2 separate regions of the Homo sapiens genome follow, and region 2 is linked to region 1. A link is a contact called in ENCODE Hi-C or POLR2A ChIA-PET data. All regions are on one chromosome and are shown on one strand. Each heading gives the region's core, a stretch centred on a gene start or an enhancer-like site at or near the end of the contact. The rest is flanking DNA. Distances are from core to core; before and after follow the strand shown. Region 1 holds the start of C1QTNF6 (C1q and TNF related 6). Region 2 overlaps CARD10 (caspase recruitment domain family member 10).

What was found. A loop is a pair of places that touch in the nucleus more often than their neighbours do. ChIA-PET counts read pairs that join two places held with the same protein, here RNA polymerase II (POLR2A).
Region 2: a map of PC-9 shows a loop between it and region 1 (21-fold over the local background). The contact joins the enhancer-like site here to the promoter of C1QTNF6 in region 1. A Hi-C loop is called at or near these places in 2 of 168 maps with a recorded cell type or tissue (PC-9 and endothelial cell of hepatic sinusoid). POLR2A ChIA-PET finds 5 or more read pairs at or near these places in 1 of 52 experiments (HepG2).

The regions. Positions count from the first base shown.
Region 1 is chr22:37,186,279-37,192,694 of GRCh38, forward strand. C1QTNF6 (C1q and TNF related 6) reads right to left here and starts at 1,969. Exons shown (of 3, transcript NM_031910.4): 1 at 1,885-1,969. The coding sequence starts at 1,935. IL2RB-AS1 (IL2RB and C1QTNF6 antisense RNA 1) reads left to right here. Exons shown (of 2, transcript NR_199008.1): 2 at 1-544. RefSeq lists enhancers at 1,073-1,708, 1,709-2,342, 2,343-2,978, 2,979-3,612.
Region 2 is chr22:37,511,147-37,517,902 of GRCh38, forward strand. It overlaps CARD10 (caspase recruitment domain family member 10), which reads right to left. Exons shown (of 20, transcript NM_014550.4): 3 at 4,827-5,152. Among named protein-coding and RNA genes, the nearest start is that of CARD10, 4.9 kb to the right of the region's middle. RefSeq lists an enhancer at 792-1,305. Within about 2 kb of position 1,510, at least 18 of the 41 ENCODE cell types and tissues checked have a DNase peak (open chromatin) inside an H3K27ac peak, as active enhancers do; they include PC-9, where a contact is called at or near this core.

The DNA.
Region 1 (6,416 bases), core at 719-3,218:
ACGTGATGCTGAGGGTGTGCAGCTTGGCAAGGGCTGGCGCTAGTCCACCTCCCTGCTCAGCACCTTTGTGCAGTCAACTATCTATGCAACCCAACCTTATCCAGAAGCCCTGCAGGGAGGGTTCTGTAGAGAGAGTTAGTTCATTGGAAGATGGTTGTGTCAATCATCGTAGACCTGCCAATCAGATGCCAAGGTGGTAAATTGGAATTAAGGGGTAGGACTAGGAGGTATAAAAAATTCTAAAGGATCAGAAAAGTGTAAGTGTTGGTGAGGATCTGTCTCTGGCCTTGGCCAAGAAGGGGTCTAGGGCTCCAGGAGAGAGGCAGGAAGTAGCCTGGACACCAGGCGCTAGAGACAGTCCTGGGTTGGGTGGGCAGGAAGCCGGGCAAAAAGACCTTTGAGGTGGTGCAGCTTCTGGGGGCTGGTGCCGAGTTATCACAGGATCAGAAACTCTGCTTTTGAAACCAGACTGGTTTTTACACTTCTGGCGTTTCTTTGTTTATTTCCTTTTTGTTCTCCTTTAACATTTAGTAGAATTCAAAAATATTTTTTTTGTGGTTAATACATGTAGACAAGGTACAATTATTACTTTTTAAAATGCCACCCTGTCTCAGCTGAGCACTGAGGTGAGGGCAGAGTTTTAAAGGGGCAGGATGGCCAGGTGCAGTGACTTACTCCTGCAATCCCAGCACTTTGGGAGGCCACGGAGAGAGGATCACTCGAGTCCCGGAGTTCGAGACCAGTCTGGGCAACATAGTGAGACCCTGTCTCTATTTTTCAAAAATTAAAACTAAAAATAAATAAAGCGGCAGGAGCCCTGCCCCCCACCCCCAGAGCTGGATGGTAGCAGCAGGAGAAGGGGGCTGGACAGGAAGTCTCCAGAGCCACCTCCCTCTTCCTGGAGGTGACTCTTCCCAAGCTTCTCTCTGCCCACCCTGGTTGGGTTCCTGGTTCTGCTCAATAAGGAGGTCAAATCCTCAGAGATCAACATCCTCCCTGTCTGAGACTGTCATCCTCAACTTTTACTTATAAATGACAAATCCCAGTGGTTTTGGAAATCCCAAAATTCCCTTCTTTTTCCCAGCCACAGATATGACCTCATGAGAAAAGCTGAGGTCTTAGAGTCAAATCTGAGACCCAGAATAGTTTGCAAGCTGTGTGACCTAGGGCTAGTGGCTGAACCTCTCTGGGCTTCCTGCTCCTTGATACTTACAAGGAAATGACACCACCCTTTCCCTCCCAGGTAATTTGGAAGGATTTCAATGCAGGAAAAGTGCCTGCCTTATAAAAGACTTAAAAAAAAAAAAAAAAGTGTGCTTTGACTTCTTCCCTGTGCCTGCATGGGATGGGAAGGAGAACTTCTCCCAGAGGACTGGCATGGTTTGGGAGCATTTCTGTTTCCTATTGGCCCCAGCGGATGGGAGTCAAAGGCTGTGAGACACAGAACCGTGGCCTGGGAGCAGGAATCAGGAAGCCGTTAACGAGGAATCATAACCACAGCCAGGATCACGAACTAGCTCTGGGGGTGGGTGCCAGGCAGGGACCAAGTGTGGGAACCAAGTCATAGGGAGGACTTTTGGGGTCCTTGCTGCTTCCACTGGGACCTCTTTGGGGAGGGAGCGGCAGGGCAACTTTTCTCGGTCCAGGCAGGCCGTGCAGAGCTGAGTTTGTGTGTGCCCGGGTAGGGGCGGGCACAAACCGGGAGCAGTGGAGCGCAGCCCTCAGCCAGAGGCAGGAGGAAATGTGGAGGGGAGAGCCTGGAGAGGCTGTCCCAGTCAGAGGGAGAGAGCAGGGCCCGAGATGCTTCCAGGAAGCAAGGAGGGAGGAGAGGAATTCCAGGCTCTGACCCCAGCCCCCAAGCTTGAGGAGCCTCTGGTCACTCACCCTGTGTCCTGTGGCCTCCCCAGGCGACTCACGGACCCTGAGCCACTGCATGGCCTCTGGCTCCTTGGCCCATGTCTGCAATACTAACTTGTTGCTGGCCCAGACCCCCAGGCCCAGCAGAGGAGGGAGAGAGGAGGGGATGGAGGGAGAGAGGGCGGAGGGAGGGCGGAGGGAGAGGGCAGAGCCGCTTCCCACTTCCCCTCCTCCCTGCTCCCTCCCTTTCAGCCTCTGGGTTCTGCGGAGATAAAGGGAGGCAGGGATTTCCTTTGCTTAACTCTTTGGTGATCCAGTGGGGTCTTGCTTGATTCAAAGGCCTAGAAAGTCAGAGCAGGCAGGAGTCTGAGGCCCCCTGATGATTGGGAAATGGACACAGGCATGGGGCACAGGAGCCCCTAGGTTGCTCAGGAAGGGGGAGGCAGCCCTGAGTCCACCCTGAGCTAAAGTGCTTAACTGCTCTGAGTCACAGAGGCAGGGTGGGTAGCAGAGAAGGTGCAGGTGTTGGCCCTCCAGGCACAGGCTAGAATCCTGGCCCTGCTACCACAGTCGCGTCGCCTCTCAGAGCCTAGGTGTTCCAGAACTGCAGTCCTCAGCCCCCTTTGTGCCAGGCACATGGGAGGGCTTAACCCATGTTTGTTGGGTGAATGACCAGGCTGACCTCCTCAGGTATCATGCAAGTGTTACCAGAGAGGGGTACTGATCAGACCCCAAGAGAGAATTCTTGGATCTTGCACCAGAAAGAATTTGGGGTAAGTCCACAGAGCAAAGTGAAAGCAAGTTTATTAGAGAAGCAAAGAAACAAAAGAATGGCTACTCCATAGGCAGAGCACCCCCAAGCACTGCTAGTTGGCTATTTTTATAGTTATTTCTTGATCCTATGCTAAACAGGGGTGGATTATTCATGAGTTTTCCAGGAAAGGGGTGGGAATTTCCTGAAACTGAGGCTTCCTCCCCCTTTTAGACAATATAGGGTAATTTCCGGACATTGCCATGGTATTTGTAGGCTGTCTTGGTGCTGGTAGAAGTGTGTTTTAGCAAGCTAACACATTTTAATTAACATACAATGAGCAATAAGGATGACCAGATGTCACTTTCATTGCAATCTTAGATTTGGCAGGTTTTGGCTGGTTTGTTTACCGCATACTGTTTCTCAGCAGGGTCTTGATGACCTGTATCTTGTGATACCAGTCCTGCCAACTTCCTATCCCTTCCTGTGACTACAAATGCCTGACCTCCTGGGAATGCAGCCTGGCAGGTCTTAGCCTCATTTTACCCAGCCCCTATTCAAGATGGAGTTGCCCTATTTTGAACACCTCTGACATATTTCCCTACTCTCTTTTACGAGGGAACGTTTAATCTTAAGGGTTGTAGAGGCATGAAGATCCATCTTCTGTAACTTCTTCAGGCTGAATAGAGGCGATGATATTCCTGCCTAACTATTAGAGTCTCTTGGGTTTGGTGCAGAGAGGAACTGAGTAAGAAAATGTTGGTGTGTTCAGAGTCATTTGTAACTCTGAGTCCTAACAAAAGGTGATATCTGGAAGATTAATGTGTTCAATTTAAGGAAGCACTGAGTAAGCTTATCTTGCATTCTTACACAAAGAGTATAGCAGCAATATATTCTACAACAGCAAAGTAAAATAAGTAAAATTATCCCAAGTAATCCAAATAAGAAGGCTTTCCATGAACTGGGCAAGAATGCCTGTGACTTATCGGGTAAAATGAGGCTGAGACCTACTGGGCTGCATTCCCAGGAGGTTAGGCATTCTTAGTCACAGGAATTGCTAGATGAGCTGATACGGAGTTGCTAGACGATTCCAATACATGCTCAGAATTAGATACTGATCCAGATTTTTATGTTATCCATCCCTCTTGTTTCTGACGAGAAGCAGTCAAGAGATGACTGTTTGGTTCACAGAAAGAAGCAAGGTCAGTCTAAATTGCAGACAAAAAACTCAAAAACAATGGATGAGACTAGAATCTATGACAGGTGTACCATATTTTTTGAAACACCGTTTTTCTCTCTCCAGTCTCCCATTTTTTATTAAAAACAAATCATGGTAGGACCAATTTATTTGCAAAATAAGCTTTAGTCTTATTATACTTGGCTTCATTATTTGCATAAAGTGCAGCAAGTATAATTATTTGCCATACAGGCTCCTTTTAAAATTGGCTTTGTTTCATAAGGTATCTTAGATTAGATGTTTTAAAGCTTTGAGCCCAGCCATGGATTTACCTATGCCTGCAAGAACCTGTATGAGTTAGATAAATTCCTCTCCTCTTGAGGTCCCGAGATAACTCGGGGCTCCCAGGCCTGTCAGAAAGTTACATTCTTTACTTACCACAGGTCAGGAACCCTATACAGGGACTTCATACACAAGGTACAAGACCAGTTTTTCCAAGAGGCTTTTATTGGCTCTATTAGTCAACTTTAATTCCTTAAAGAAGTCTGTTTATATTTGAAAGCATGCCACTCGAGTCAAACCCTTGTTAAATAACCAGTTTCTCCAATTGTGTCCTGTTACAAAAAAAAAAAAAGAAGAAAGAAGGAAAAACAGATTCTTACTGCACTTATGCAAATAACTATATTGCCGTAAGTTAAGAACACTCACAAATAGTTTCCAAATTCTGCAGAAATCAGGTAAAGAGAAAAAAACATATTCCAAATTTTGTTTTTGGACAAAACTTTGTTTTATAATCCTTACCGGAGCGTACTTTACTCAATTGTTAAAAGCTGTAAATAGCTCAAGAAGGGGGGGTTTCTTGACTCTGAAAAACAAAACAGAAAGATCAACAACATTTTAAGCAAAAAGTCATAAAAGATTATTTCAGTCTTTTATTAGTTCAGTCTATGCAATTAATTCCTGTTTTGCTTGATATATATGTGTTAGTTTTCCAAGAGTCTTGGATGATGTTTTCTTTTTCTCTGCATTTAAGAGTACTCATCAGAGTCCTATAGCTGATTATAAACCACCTTTTGAAGAGAATAAAAGCAAGACAACAATTGTCTATGGATGACAGAAAGACTTAGAGCAGTCATGGTTAAAGAATTAATATCATTGACTAGGAAATGTGGATACCTCTGTGGCATATAATAAATTAACATCATAACAATTATAATTATTATTGATAATGTCCATTAGTATTGATAATGTTCATATCAGAATTATAGGAGTTTCCCATAATTTTGGAACACATACCAATAACATATTTATATAAACACAGCCCAAAGAAAGCCAAACACAATTTCATATTTGACAATGCTTCCTGTATTATTTTAATGTACCAAATAAGCCAAATATGTCATTTTTGGACTTTAGGGGACCTAATATCTAAAGGACTAATCAGGTTAGAAAAAGGCATAACTTAGAATTTGATTTTGGAAAGTTTGTCAAATATCAAAAATTTAAAACATTTGATACTACAAAATAGCATCCCAGGTCACCATAAGTCATTTATTTGGCCAAAATGATAACTCAAAGATGTTTTTAAGGGCAAAAACCTTTACTCACCGATAAAGGGAAGACTTAGCTTTCCAAAAAAAACTGTCTCTTTTCGTTCCTTTCTTTTTTCTATAGCTTATTCAAAAGGCAAACAAAAATCTTTAATTATTTTTCAATATTACATGAAAAACTTGTTCAAGAGAGAAAGCCAAATTTTACCTTTGCATTTGTGTACTATTAATGTCAAACCCAATTCATAATAAAGCCTTATAGACAACTCTATCCAATTTTAATGTTTGACCATGAGGTAAGAGTCTCATAAACCTTTTATAGCTCTTTACAATTTTCTTGTTAAAGAGTATACCAGTGCTCTAAGAAAACCTTGTTATACTTTTATTCCATATTTAATTTATGGAAAAACTGAATAATATCCCTTTAATTTAAGCCAATAAGTTCACACAGAATTTCTTTTACAAGATTAATCTTTCACAAACCTTCCATAACTTGCTCAAACCTTCAGCTTTATCCTACCTAACTTGAAACAATCCTTTAACCCTCTAAAGTAGGGGGAAAGTCCACATTCCCATGCTTTCTTATAATCTTCTTACCAAAAGCATATTCAATTTTCCTTACACACCTTGCATATAAAACTGTTTCTCTAGTAGTCTCAATTACATATAACATATTACGATGTTAACTCTTAGCAACTTTTATTTTTTGGTGAAAAACCTGGTAAGTAAGCAGTTTTACTTATATTCCAGGTGTGGAGCCTAGGACAGCCTTATCTGCAGAAGTGCAGATAAGGTCTGACTCTTTCCAGCATAGCTGGGGGCATGGCTAACTCGACAAGTCCCCAGGCCTTATCTAGAATCTAATGGCCCCAAAGCAGGTAAGCTGGGCAATTTTCAAAAGTCAATGATGCAGTTTATGACCTTGAGGCATTTAGCAAACCTAAAATCTGACCTGCCTAATTTAGACCAAATGTCTAAAGTTTGAAGATATTTTAATGTTACTGATAATCTTTAAAACTGTCTCTATTTCCCAAAGATTATTAAAGTCATGTGAACCAAAAGGCATTAATGTTTCTATTTT
Region 2 (6,756 bases), core at 260-2,759, 320 kb after region 1:
AGATGGAGACTAGCCTAGTTAACACAGTGAGACCTCGTCTCGACAAAAAAAATTTAAAACATTAGTTGGGTGTGGTGGTGCGCGCCTATTATCCCAGCTACTCAGGAGGCTGAAGCGGGAGAATCACTTGAGCTTTGGGAGGTTGAGGCTGCAGTGAACCATAATCGTGCCACTGCACTCCAGCCTGGGCAACAGAGCGAGACCCTGTCTCAAAAAAAAAAAAAAAAAAAAGAAGAAGAAGGAGAAGGGGGTGAGGAGGAGGAGGGGAGGAGGAGGGAGGGGGAAGAGGTAGAAGGAGAAGGAGGAGGAGGAGAAGGAGAAGGAGGAGGCGGGAGGAGGGCAGAGTGGGAGGAGGAAAGAAGGAAGAAGGAAGAAAGAAGAAAGAAAGAAGGAGAAAAAAAAAAAAAACAGGGTCAGACCCCAGCTCCGTCTCTAGCTCAGTGTGACCCTGGGCAAGTCATGGCCCCTCTCTGTGCCTCAATCATCTCATCTGTACGGGGGGGGTGTGAGGGGAGAGGAGAGGGCAATGGTTTTGAGAGTTGAGGGACTCATCCAGTCCGGGAACCAGATGCTCCCCGCAACAAGCCAACATCTCACCTCAACACACTCTCAGAGACTCAGACTTGGTCTGGTCCACCCTGAAAGGAATTCCTAACAAAGCCTCCACTCCAGAAGATTTGGCTGTTGGTTCATCTCCCTCAAGAGCTCCAGTTCCAGGGTTCAGGTTTCAATTTTGCTACTTCTAGGCTCTGTCATCCTGAGCAAGTCACTTACCTCCTCTGGGCCTCAGTTTCCTCATCAGTAAAATGGGCCCAGTCAATCCCCTGGCCCCATCATTTGCCTCCCAAAGGTGTTGCAAGAATCAAACAAGACAGCAAGTGGGCAGAGGCCTCTAAACTATGAAGGGCTACAGAGCTGCCACAGTGTGACCGTGGCTGTCTTCACAGCTTCAAACAAAATCCCATGCCCCTAACCAATCACCAGTTCGGAGTGTGCAGCCAGAAGTTGGCCTGGTATGGGGGGTGGGCAGCTGTGGTGTGACCACCAAGCTGGGAGCAGACGTGCATGGCCAGTTTGCTGGACTATGAGTGCACTCAGCCAAGCGTGACGCATGTGGGGTCTGAGGTGGCCAGACAGTGACAAGAGTGGCAGCAGGTGGCAGGCCATAAAATGAAGTCATTGTTGGGAAAAGGTCACAATGACTTCTGGTGCTACAGTCAGGCATGCAATATTTGGTGCCCTAGGAGTCCCCTGGCCTCTCTTGGAAAGTGACTTGCTAGTTCCCCAGCCTTGAGAGGTTAGAATGGCAGCCCCCCCTCCACACACACACACACACACACACACACACACACACACACACACACACACACACACGGGTCTGGAGGCTGGGTCAGGCAATTCTACAAATTAACAGTCCACTCCTCCTCCTCCGCAAGAGACTCAGAAAGAAATTCATGACTCCCGCATTCCTTTCCACTCACAAAACATGCTTTGTGAACAGCCAGAGAAAGACAGCTCGTTACAAGGACAACTGTGGTCACACCCTCTCAGCAAACCGCAGCCACACACCAGGGCCTCCTGCCTGACCCCTGGCCAGCCGGCTTCCCTGATGAGCTCAGAGGACAGGACACCTGGGAGTCTCCGACGAGCAACAGGAAATACGGATGCATTTAATCCCGGCGTACAAACTCACTGAGCACAAAATTATAGCGTTCGTTCCTTCAGTTTATGTTGCTTAGAAATAACAGCTCATTAAATTTGCACCTTATAAAACAGGGTATTAAATCCCAGCCGCCACACACCTGCCTATGGGAGGTGGGGATGCAAGCCGCCAAGCCAGGCACGATCAGGTGCTCTGTTCAGATCCATCTGCAACACCTTTGTTAATTTTGGAGCAGAAAAGCTCCAAACATAAATTATAAATTAAGGTAAATTTATAGTAGCTAAGTTTAATTTCACTTCTTTTTTTGTTGTTGTTTTTTGAGACAGAGTCTCGCTGTGTCGCCCAAGCTGGAGTGCAGTGGCTCAATCTTGACTCACTGCAACCTCCACCTCCCGGGTTCAAGCAATTCTCCTGCCTCAGCCTCCCGAGTCCCTGAGACCACAGGTGCATGCCACCACGCCCGGCTAATTTTTTGTATTTTTAGTACAGACGGGGTTTCACCACGTTAGCCGGGATGGTCTCAATCTTCTGACCTCATGATCCACCCGCCTCAGCCTCCCAAAGTGCTGGGATTACAGGCATGAGCCACTGCGCCTGGCCAATTTCACTTCTTAGGTCCCTAAAATAGGAAAAAGCAGCCACTCTGCGTAGAGGCAGATGACCTGCAGACTACAGAGGCACCTCCGACCATCTCTTTTCCATCCCCCTCCCCTGTCCCAGCAGCCCCCAGATGGCCACACACGCAGGACATCTCCCAATCGCATCACACCCAACCCAAAGGTGGGACAAGCCGTGAGGGCTGCAGCCCCTCCCAGTACCCCCAGCCTGCAGCCCTCACGCCGTCCTCTCTAAGCAGTAAATTATTTCTTCTGAGAAAACCCTACAGCAAGCCCCATGTCTGTTTCAGAAAAAAGGGGAAGCCCTCTGGGTAAAGAAAGGGGAGCACTCCTACCTGCCAGCCACCGCCCCTCAGCAGTGCTGAGAGCCAACTCAGAAATCCTTCAATCCGGCTGAACACAGTGGCTCATGCCTGTAATCCAGCACTTTGGGAGGCTGAGGCGGGCAGATCGCCTGAGGTCAGGAGTTTGACACCAGCCTGGCTAACATGGTGAAACCCCATCTCTACTAAAAATACAAAAAAAAAATTAGCCAGGCATGGTGGCACACACCTGTAATCCCAGCTACTCAGGAGGCTGAGGCAGGAGAATCGCTTGAACGTGGGAGGCAGAGGTTGCAGTGAGCAAAGATCTCACCACTGCACTCAAGCCTGGGTAACAAAGCAAGACTCCATCTCAAAAAAAAAAAAAAAAAAATTCCTTCAATCCCAGGACATTGGGAAAGTGCTCTAACCAACTTCTCTGTGCCTCAGTTTCCTCCTCTAGAAATGGGGAAGATAGTGTTGTCCACCCCAGCGTAGGGTGGCTGGAAAATTAAAGGGGTCTGTGCATGGCAAGCACTGAGGATGGTATCTATAAAGCACAAGGCCGTTTTATAATTGTTACATCATCCTTATCTGTGATGAGGATGAGGAAACTGAGGCACAGAAAGGAAAGCCTTCCCCATGCCACATGGTTTTTCACAGTAGAGCAGGCCTGGGACATGTCCCTGTCCCTGCCCATCACTCCTCAGAAAGCCTCCGTCTCCTGCCACACACCAACCAGGCCCTCGAACGATAGCCTCAAGGTCATCTCACAACCTCAAACCAGCCACCTACATCCTCAAGCAGGACCAGCAGCCTGGACCCTTCAACTGGTGGCCTCAACACCCCCATCAGGGCTCACCTCCCCAAGATATCGACCCACCTGGCGTGCACAAACCGAGGACTGGCACACCAGTGCACCCACATCTACAGCCTCACAGCCACCTGCAATGCTGTAGCCACGGCCCAAGGCTCCTGGGGTAGGGAGGCTTCAAACTCCACGGTCAGAACCCACTGTGCAGCCTCGAGCAACATGGCTGGAGAGAGCCTCCTGCGTGCCGTGCGGCCTGCACTGCTAAGCCCTTGACGTGGATCAGCTCATTAAATCCTTGGAACAACGCCCTGTGGCAGTCAAATACTGGTATTATCCCCCTGCTGAGTCCCAGTCAGAAACCAAGAAAGTGAGATGCAGTAGGAGGCACAGCCTCACTTGCTGCTGGAGGGAGTCAGGTGAGACTTCCCCACACAGGGAGTAGGCGGAACAGCAGCGTGGGAAGGGGGCTGGCACTGGAGCCAGCCGGACCCGGTTCAAATCCAGGCTGTGCCGCTTCCTGGCTCTGTGACCTTGAGCAAGTCCTTTCACTAATCTGAGTCTCAGAGTCTGTATTTGCAAATGAGGGCTTGGCGTATGGTGCTTTGGTGAGGATTAGAAGACATGATGTTTAACCTATGTGTCTCTTGATAATAATATCAACAATGGCTACTGATGACACAAGTTGTGAGCAGTGTGCTAGGGACTGTACATGTTTGAAACTGTGTCTTAAACTCACCGGGCCAGGTACGGTGGCTCACGCCTGTAATCCCAGCACTTTGGGAGGCCGAGGCGGGCAGATCACCTGAGGTCAGGAGTTCGAGACCAGCCGGGTCAACATGGTGAAACCCCATCTCTACTAAAAATACAAAAATTAGCTGGGTGTGGTGGCACGAGCCTGTAATCCCAGCTACCCGGGAAGCTGAGGCAGGAGAATCGCTGGAACCCGGGAGGCAGAGGCTGCAAGGAGCCGAGATCACACCACTGCACTCCAGCCTGGGCAACAAGGGTGAGACTCCATCTCAAAAAAAAAAAAAAAAAAAACAACTTATCAAATCCTCATAACCCAGTGTTTCTTGGCCCCGGCCCTACCGATGTTTTAGGCTAGGTAATTCTTTGCTGGGGACTGTCCTGTGCCCTGCAGGGCGTTTGACAGCATCCCTGGCCTCTACACACCAGATGCCAATAAATCCCCACTAATTGTGACAACCAGAAATATTTCCTAGACATGGCCAGATGTTTCTAGGGGGTCAGAATCACCCCCCATTGAGAACCACAGTCATAACCCAATGAAGTAGGTACACCGAGCACTAAAAGGACTTATCCACGTCAAAGAGCCAGCAATGGTGGCTCTGGGACACAGGCTGGCTGGCTACTACATTGCAAAAGCTGCCCCTTCCCTTGCCTCCCCGACCCATCTCCCCAGGGCCTACCGCCAGCTGCAGGTCACGGCTGCGAAGTACAGCCGAGTTCTTCTCCTCACTGAGCTGTGCCAGGCGCATGGCGATCATGTAGTTCTCATCCTTGAGCCGCAGCAGCTCCAGGCTGCCCGCCTCCCAGTCCTCCCGCAGCCGTTGACAGCGCTCCTGAGCCTGCTGCTGGTCCCGCAGCCGCTGCTCCAGCCCTGCCCGCTCCTCCTCGAGCACCCGGCCCCGGGCCTGCAGTTGCTGCTCCCGCTGCAGCTGGCTCTTGCGAGCTTCCCGCAGCCGTCGCACCTCTGTCATCAAGAATTGGGTCAGGCCCTCAGGCCCCTCCTCATCTGCCAGGACAGAACAGGGGACAGAATAGGCAGCTCAGGCAAGTAAAATCCAGGAGATAACATACTGTGTCAAAAAACTCAAACCATAAAAACACTAGAGGGAAATTCTGGAATATATTTGTAGAATTGGGAGCAGGGGAGGTCTTCCTAAACAACACACAAAATCCAGGAGTTATAAGAGAAAAAAGATGGACAAATCCATATAAAAATGTTTAAACCTTTGAAAAATGAAAGATGTAACAAAGTTAATAAGCAACAGAGTGGGAGAAAATATAACAAGAACTCAGAGCCGTAATATATAAAGAGCTCCTACAAATCAATAAGATCAACAACCAAATAAAAATATGGACAAAAACTATCAATAGGCAAGTCCCAAAATAAAAATAGTTAATAAATACAGGAAAATATGCACCAACCTATCAACAATAATTACAGTAGCTACTAATATTTGTTAACTTCATTCTTTGTGCTAGATATATCTTAATCTTTATGACAACACTGTAAGGTAGGTACTATTATTGTACCCATCTTAAAGACAGAAAAACTGAAGCACAGAGCAGTTATTTACCCAAGGTTTAATAACTAGTAACCTGTGAACTGTATCACTCAATGAAATATAAACTTAAAACAATAACATTATTTTTTACATATCAGAATGGTAAAAACGTTTAAACATGATCCCCAGGATTCAAATGGGCCCTTACACATTCCTGGTAGGAGGTATGTTGATTTAACAGTTAAAATACACAGACTCTTTGAGAAATTCTTCTCAGAACCTCTTCGCCTGAGACACATTTGCACAAAGACGCACATACAAGGATGTTCCCGTATCGTTGTAATAATACAAAACTGGAAACCTAGGTATCCATCAACTGGAAATGGGTTAAATGAATTATGTCCTAACTTCACTAATGAACAGTATGCAGTCACTTAAAACAAGTGTATGTAACAGAGGTGAAAGAATCACTAAAATCAGTTGTTCTAAGAAAAAGCAAAATACACACGTAGGCGTGTGTGCGTGTGTGTATGTGTTTGTGTTTTTTATATAAAAAAATTCAGCTAGGCGCAGTGGCTCACGCCTGTAATCCCAGCACTCTGGGAGGCCGAGGCAGGCGGATCACAAGGTCAGGAAATCAAGACCATCCTGGCCAACATGATGAAACCCCATCTCTATTAAAAATAAAAATACAAAAATTAGCAGGGCGTGGTGGCCCATGCCTGTAATCCCAGCTACTCGGGAGGCTGAGGCAGGAGAATCGCTTGAACCTGGGAGGCGGAGGTTGCAGTGAGCTGAGATCGCGCCACTGCACTCCAGCCTGGTGACAGAGCAAGACACTGTCTCAAAAAAAAAAAAATTCAAAGTCACCTGGAGCCTCTGTATTTTTTTACATAAAAAACTATACATCTGTGTATGTCAGACATATGTCTGAAAACAGTATCACGAAGAAAGAGCCATCTTAAGCATGTGGCTCTGAACTTGGAATAACGGCACTAGCACCCAGCCCCACCCTCAGCCTACCGTGGGGCCCTGGGCAAGCCCCTTCAGCCTCTCCATGCCTCAGTTTCCCTTACTGTTCAACAGGCATAGTGGGAGCGCCTCCCTA